Regions from separate parts of the Homo sapiens genome. Here region 1 is linked to region 2. Evidence: chromatin contacts called from ENCODE Hi-C data. All regions are on one chromosome and are shown on one strand. Each heading gives the region's core, a stretch centred on a gene start or an enhancer-like site at or near the end of the contact. The rest is flanking DNA. Distances are from core to core; before and after follow the strand shown.

What was found. Hi-C counts contacts between places; a loop is a spot of excess contacts on that map. Pooled maps may share reads with other maps.
Region 1: a loop to region 2 is called in a pooled map, with 2.0 times the contacts of the local background. The contact joins two enhancer-like sites. A Hi-C loop is called at or near these places in 2 of 37 single-sample maps with no recorded cell type and 4 of 50 pooled maps.

Annotation. Positions count from the first base shown.
Region 1 is chr2:157,158,801-157,161,907 of GRCh38, reverse strand. No RefSeq gene overlaps it. Among named protein-coding and RNA genes, the nearest start is that of GALNT5, 97 kb to the left of the region's middle. Within about 2 kb of position 1,607, at least 2 of the 41 ENCODE cell types and tissues checked have a DNase peak (open chromatin) inside an H3K27ac peak, as active enhancers do.
Region 2 is chr2:156,404,355-156,407,090 of GRCh38, reverse strand. It overlaps a transcript of GPD2 not described here. Among named protein-coding and RNA genes, the nearest start is that of TRG-GCC2-2, 4.5 kb to the right of the region's middle. Within about 2 kb of position 1,395, at least 4 of the 41 ENCODE cell types and tissues checked have a DNase peak (open chromatin) inside an H3K27ac peak, as active enhancers do.

The sequences.
Region 1 (3,107 bases), core at 358-2,857, 750 kb before region 2:
TATTAATAATAATGTAGTATTGGTGTTTTCCTCATACACCCACTCATTTTGAATTCTTATTCCATTGTTAATTCAACTGTTTTATGATAGTGATGTTTTATTTTACATATGCTTAGAAAAGTCTCAAAGCCAATAGGGCAAACCCATGCATTATTGGTATTATAGTAAATATTTACACATTTGCTAATAAATATTTAACACATACTTATAGGCCTTGAACTGACTGTAGATTTATTTGACATTTTCCTCTCTTGTTGTAATTGAAAGATTTAATCAATTTATTTAAATTCATCCATTGAAATTGTACTGAATACTTGCTGGATACTACACACTGCTATAAGAACAGAGAAGATAAAGTTAAACCTCATAGGTCTCGTAGCCAATCTAGGGAGTCATAGCAGTCAACAAGTGGGAGAAGATTCCTGCTGAGCCAGAGAACCAGTTGGGATAGGCACCATCTGTGAGTAAAGCAACCTTTTTTTCACATCTAATTGTATCCCCTAAGTTTTATGTGGCTAGAAATTACTTGAAAATGATCTTGAATTTTGATCTCATCACAGATTAAGACATTCATGTCAATTTATTTGAATTAGGATGAATAATTAAATTGTAGAGATTTGACTGAAACTACCTAGGAAAATATCTAGAGAAAATATCCCTTAGAGGGAAACTGATGGCTGGCCAGAAATTTCAGAGTCAGCAGCAGAGCCTGGGAATTAGAGGAGAAGAACATATGGCTCTTAGGAGACCTTGATGGTTCAAACACTTGCTGGGTAGTATAGTGGTTATGAGTACAAGCTTCAGAGCCAGACTGCCTGGGTTCAAATGGGGCCTCTGCCATTTAGTAGCTGAGTATCCTCTGGTAAGTTATTTCTATGTGAAAAATAGCACCTATATTAGAGAGTTTTCATAAAGATTAAAATGAGTCTGTAGAGTCACTCCTTGGTATCTGGTGGAGATTGTTCCCAGATACCAAAATATTCAGGACCTCCCTCCCTGGATACCAAAAATCCACAGGTGCTCAAGTTGTTTATATAAAATGGCGTAGTATTTGTATATAACCTAAATACATCCTCCTGTATACATTAAATAATCTCTAGATTACTTATAATACCTAATATAATGTAAATGCTGTGTAGTTATTATACTATATTGGTTTTTAAATTTGTATTGCCTTTTATTATCATACTTTTTTACTGTTTAAAATATTTTTTCAAGTATTTTCAACCTACTGTTGGCCAAACCCGTATATGCGGAATGGAGGCAGAGGGCCAACTGTATGTCTAAAGCACTTATACAAGTTTCAGACATGTATTTGGTTTTCAGTAAGTGTAGCTACTATTAATATCCTTAGGATGAAGAACTGCAGGGCTTTTCTAGAGGAGCTGAGCACATTTATATCTATTGTGCATTGCTATTTGCAGATGAGCAGGAAGCCCAGGAGACCCAGTAGGCAGTAAAAATATTATTTGGTGGCTTAGAGATGAGAGGCAGAGGGAAAGCAGGGCTCGTCCTGGAATGCAATGGCATTGATGGTGCAGGAAATAGCCCAAGGAATCTTGGTGGCATGATGGACTGCCCTTAGGCAGTAACGGGCAGTGATCCAAGCAGAACAGGAAGACCATGACATTGAGTGGAGTGACAAGGGAGACTGCTGCTGAAAAGACGTTAAACAAAAAGGCTGTCTGTCTGAGCAGGTTTACAATCAACCTATTGTAGGAGCACCTGTTGGAGAATCTTCCCCATAGACATTTCCAAGGACATTCTAGAGGAGAGTAAGAAGATCTGTAAAGAGAAGGCAGCAGGGGTTTTGTGTTGGGAAAGTAAGAGGTGCTTTCAAAGCAATAGGTTTGCTTCTTATAATGTGACCTTAAGTGTACCTACAATTTGGTGAGAATTGGGGTTCCTTCAGGTTGTATAAACTACATACTATATAATGTGATATCTAAAGGTCAACTGGGAGCTCAGGGAAGGAACACATTTGGCCTGAACATACTGAAAAGGTTGAAGTGACACATGGAAAAACAACTTTGGGAAAAGTTAAAATAAAATATACTAAGGCTGTGGGTAAGGAGGGAGCTTAATTCATTTTCTTTTTTGCATTCTACTTATGTTAATGCCTTAACTTATAATGGTGCCTCATATTTTGGTTGCTGTATAAGGAAATAATGTTCAAGTGGCCTTTGACGTCTCGTTGCTTACAAACTCAGATTATACTGGCAGAGTCTGTCAATTATTTACATTTATTATGCGTAGTTTATACACTTGATTCTTTCATAAGCAGTGAAAAATTGTATGCACACTAAAAACTCACATATTCATTCTTCAGAGAGCATATTTCCAAATGGTTGTAGCACATCAGAGAAAAATGTCACAAATCAACTATGAAGATTATATATGTATATATATGCTGGCCACTATAATGCAGCAAACTATGTACACAGTAATTAAAGGGAACATAAGGATACACATGTGTGTATGTGTGTATTGTTTTTATACGTGGCCCCTACTCCCATGATGTAAAACAGTGCCAAAGGAACTCGTAGTCCTAGTAAGCTTTCATATCTGTGCCTACTTATACAAGCTACATTTCTGAATTCATTAGTTAATAGTACAGATATATAATAAAATACAGTGTTGAAGTCAGATTCAATCAAATTCACTTCACATTTTGCTGCAATAATTGATCATAGTCCCTAAATCAGAAAGAACTCAGATGTCAGATACTTTAACCTTTCTCCCAATGCACAAAACCTTTCAACAGCATTTCTGAGAGACTACATCTAGTATTTGATTGCCACTTCCATGCCATTGATGTTTTGATACCTTTCTCTAGTTTCTGGTTTGCTTCCAGTCCCTTAAATAACATGTACCAGATTGATGTACTTTCTCATCTCTTTTCACTCCTTTTCCCTTAATGTCTTTCCTGCTCTTTCTTCTTTGCCCTTCTTTTGTATAGTTTTCAAATAACAACTATAAATATGACTTTCATCCGTAATTTTATCCTGAATTCTGACGTTCAGTCACAAATTTTCATTATGTAGTCCCATTAGAATTATAACTGAATATGTCTGAGAGTTTGGGTTCTCTATTTTGTTTGATGTCAC
Region 2 (2,736 bases), core at 146-2,645:
ACAGGCATGAGCCACCATGCCTGGCTAATTTTTGTATTTTTTAGTAGAGACGGGGTTTCACCATGTTAGCAAGGCTGGTCTCAAACTCGTGACCTCAGGTGATCTGCCCGTCTTGGCCTCCCAAAGTGCTGGGATTACAGGCTGAGCCACTGTGCCAGGCTAGGCATACTTTTCAATGAATACTCTCTCATACCTTTTGAATTTTGCACCATACATGTGGGTTTCTTATGAAAAAAACATATATTTTAAAAGACCCAAATAACTTGGGAAGAAGAAGAAGAAAGAGCTTTAGGAAGGGAAGTGAAAGCTATTTCTGCCAAGCGGCACAGCTCTGAAGTAGTTGAATAAATGCTTCACCCAGAGATGAGAGTCAAGAGAAAGGTAAAGAATTCCCACTCACATTTCCTCCACCATGAGGACTCTGTATGGATTTAAAATTAATTCAATTTTGGAATAAAGAAATGACTGAATTTTCCAAAATTAAGGAAGGAAGAAAGAAAAGGAGGGAGAGAGAGAAGTAGGGGAGGGAAAGGAAAAAATGCAATTGGTAGCAGCATGCAGGATGGCAGAGGAAATCTGAGGTTTCCTGGGTAGCCCAGGGAGTGAGCTGATAATTGTCTGCACTGTGTAGGAGAGATTGGCATGAGGAGGGAGAATAAGAGTCAGTGCCATTTTAAAAGGAGAAATCAGGCTTGTTGACTAATTGGATATGCTTGAGAACTAGGAATGAGCATATCGTGAGCAGGATGATTTTGCAGTGACAGCTTTCCAGGAAAAATTGCTGCATTCTCAACATCTGCATGCATCTGAGAATTACACCTGGATTCTTCACTTCCATGCCTTGATTTTAATCCTTAGGAAAGTAGGCCTTAGGGTACTACTTGTGATTCTAAAATGGAATAAGTAATGATTTAATTCCCAGCCAGTAAAGGGCAATCCAAATGACTGGCTCCACCGTTTCCCTAGGGCTAGTTTGTAACCTGGGACAGAAATAAGCTGTGTGTATTAAATCAATACGATCACTCACAGGTGAAAAAAAAAAAAAAGGCATTGCTTTGGTGACTTTGTATTATATGAACTATTTCTGTTTCTGAACTGTTTACTTTCTTCAGATGATATAAGCCTGGCCACTTTTCTATGATGAGCTAACACCAGCTAGGAACTTGGTACCTTGAGCAAGTGCTCCAAGGTGCTATGATGCAACTTACAACCCCTGCCTGTCGCACTGGGTGTCACAATGGCCAGGCTTGCCTAAAAGAGAAGATTGTGTAACACTTCACAGTGCTCAAGTGCTTTCCTTCTCTCTACCAGCTTCAATGGGAGCTTCTTATCTGAGCATGGGAACAGAGCAGACCAGGGGAAGTGTTAGTGTGCACCACCCAGAAGGCACTGTTGGTCATCCTCTGATCTCTTCAAGCTTGATCACGTGGATAATGAAATCACTGCCTACTACAGCATTCCCGATGTGAAACAGGATTACTACACAGTATATCTATGAAACACTGTGACATATGTGTTTGTCATGTTTTATTATTCAGAATTAGCAAAAGAAGTGGGGCTCTGCCTGCCTCCACAGATGCCACTGTCCTGTTTCTCCAACTTTGGCTCCTCAATTCTTGTCATTCCCTAAGGCTGCGTCCTCAGCACTCTTTTCTCTGTGTGATATTCTCCATTTCCACATTTTTGCATTTCACCCATCAGGTGATTGACTTCCAAATCCACTTCTGTAGCCTTGATTTCTCCTGGGGTTGATCTAACCACCTAGCAGGCACCTCTTCCTACTTACTTCAAAGTCAGAATTTCCAAAAATGAGCGCTTTACACCACCCCTTTCCTTCCAGTATTTTCTCTTCCTTACTTTTCTACACTACACCCCAAGTCTATCAAGCACGTAAGGTAGATTCCTAGAGTAATTTTTCTTCCTCCTTCTGTCTTGCCATGCACCTCATGCTAGAGCTGTGGCCTTGGTTCAGGACCTCGTCACCTCTCTACTCCTATTCTAACTACCTCTTGAATGGATTTCTCTATTTTTAGTTTCTCCTCTTTCTACTTCTCTGTCACACTGTTGCCTGAATATTCCTTCAAATGCTCCGAACCTTCTTTGCAACAGAGTTTACCTTATTCCAACAAGCTGGGAATGTGTCCTAAAAATTTTCTCATGGTTTTTGTTGTCTCCTTGTAGTGTTATCATCATCGACGAATTTCTCTAAATGTAAATGTTTCTTTTTTTTTTTTTTGGAGACGGAGTCTCACTCTGTTCCCTAGGCTGGAGTGCAATGGCACAATCTTGGCTCATCGCAATCTCTGCCTCCTGGGTTCAAGGGATTCTCCTGCCTCAGCCTCCTGAATAGTGGGATTACAGCCGCACCACCATGCCCAGCTTTTTTTTTTTTTTTTTTTTTTTTGGTATTTTTAATAGAGACGGGGTTTCACACATTGGCCAGGCTGGTCTTGAACTTCTGACCCCAGGTGATCCACTCACCTCGGCCTCCCAAAGTGCTGGGATTATAGGGGTGAGGCACCACACTTGGCCTAAACTTTTCTTAAACTTTAATATTATTAGTCTATATCACATCCTGGGTAATGAGTTATCTAAGTTTACCATGTTTGGGGTAAAACTGTTTCTCAATTTGTGTTAAGATTCTAGCAAAATACTGCTCAAACTAAGTTTAAAGGCTAATTTTGTTGTTGTTGTATGTTTTTTAGAGACATGGTCTTGCTCTGTTGCAAAGGCTGG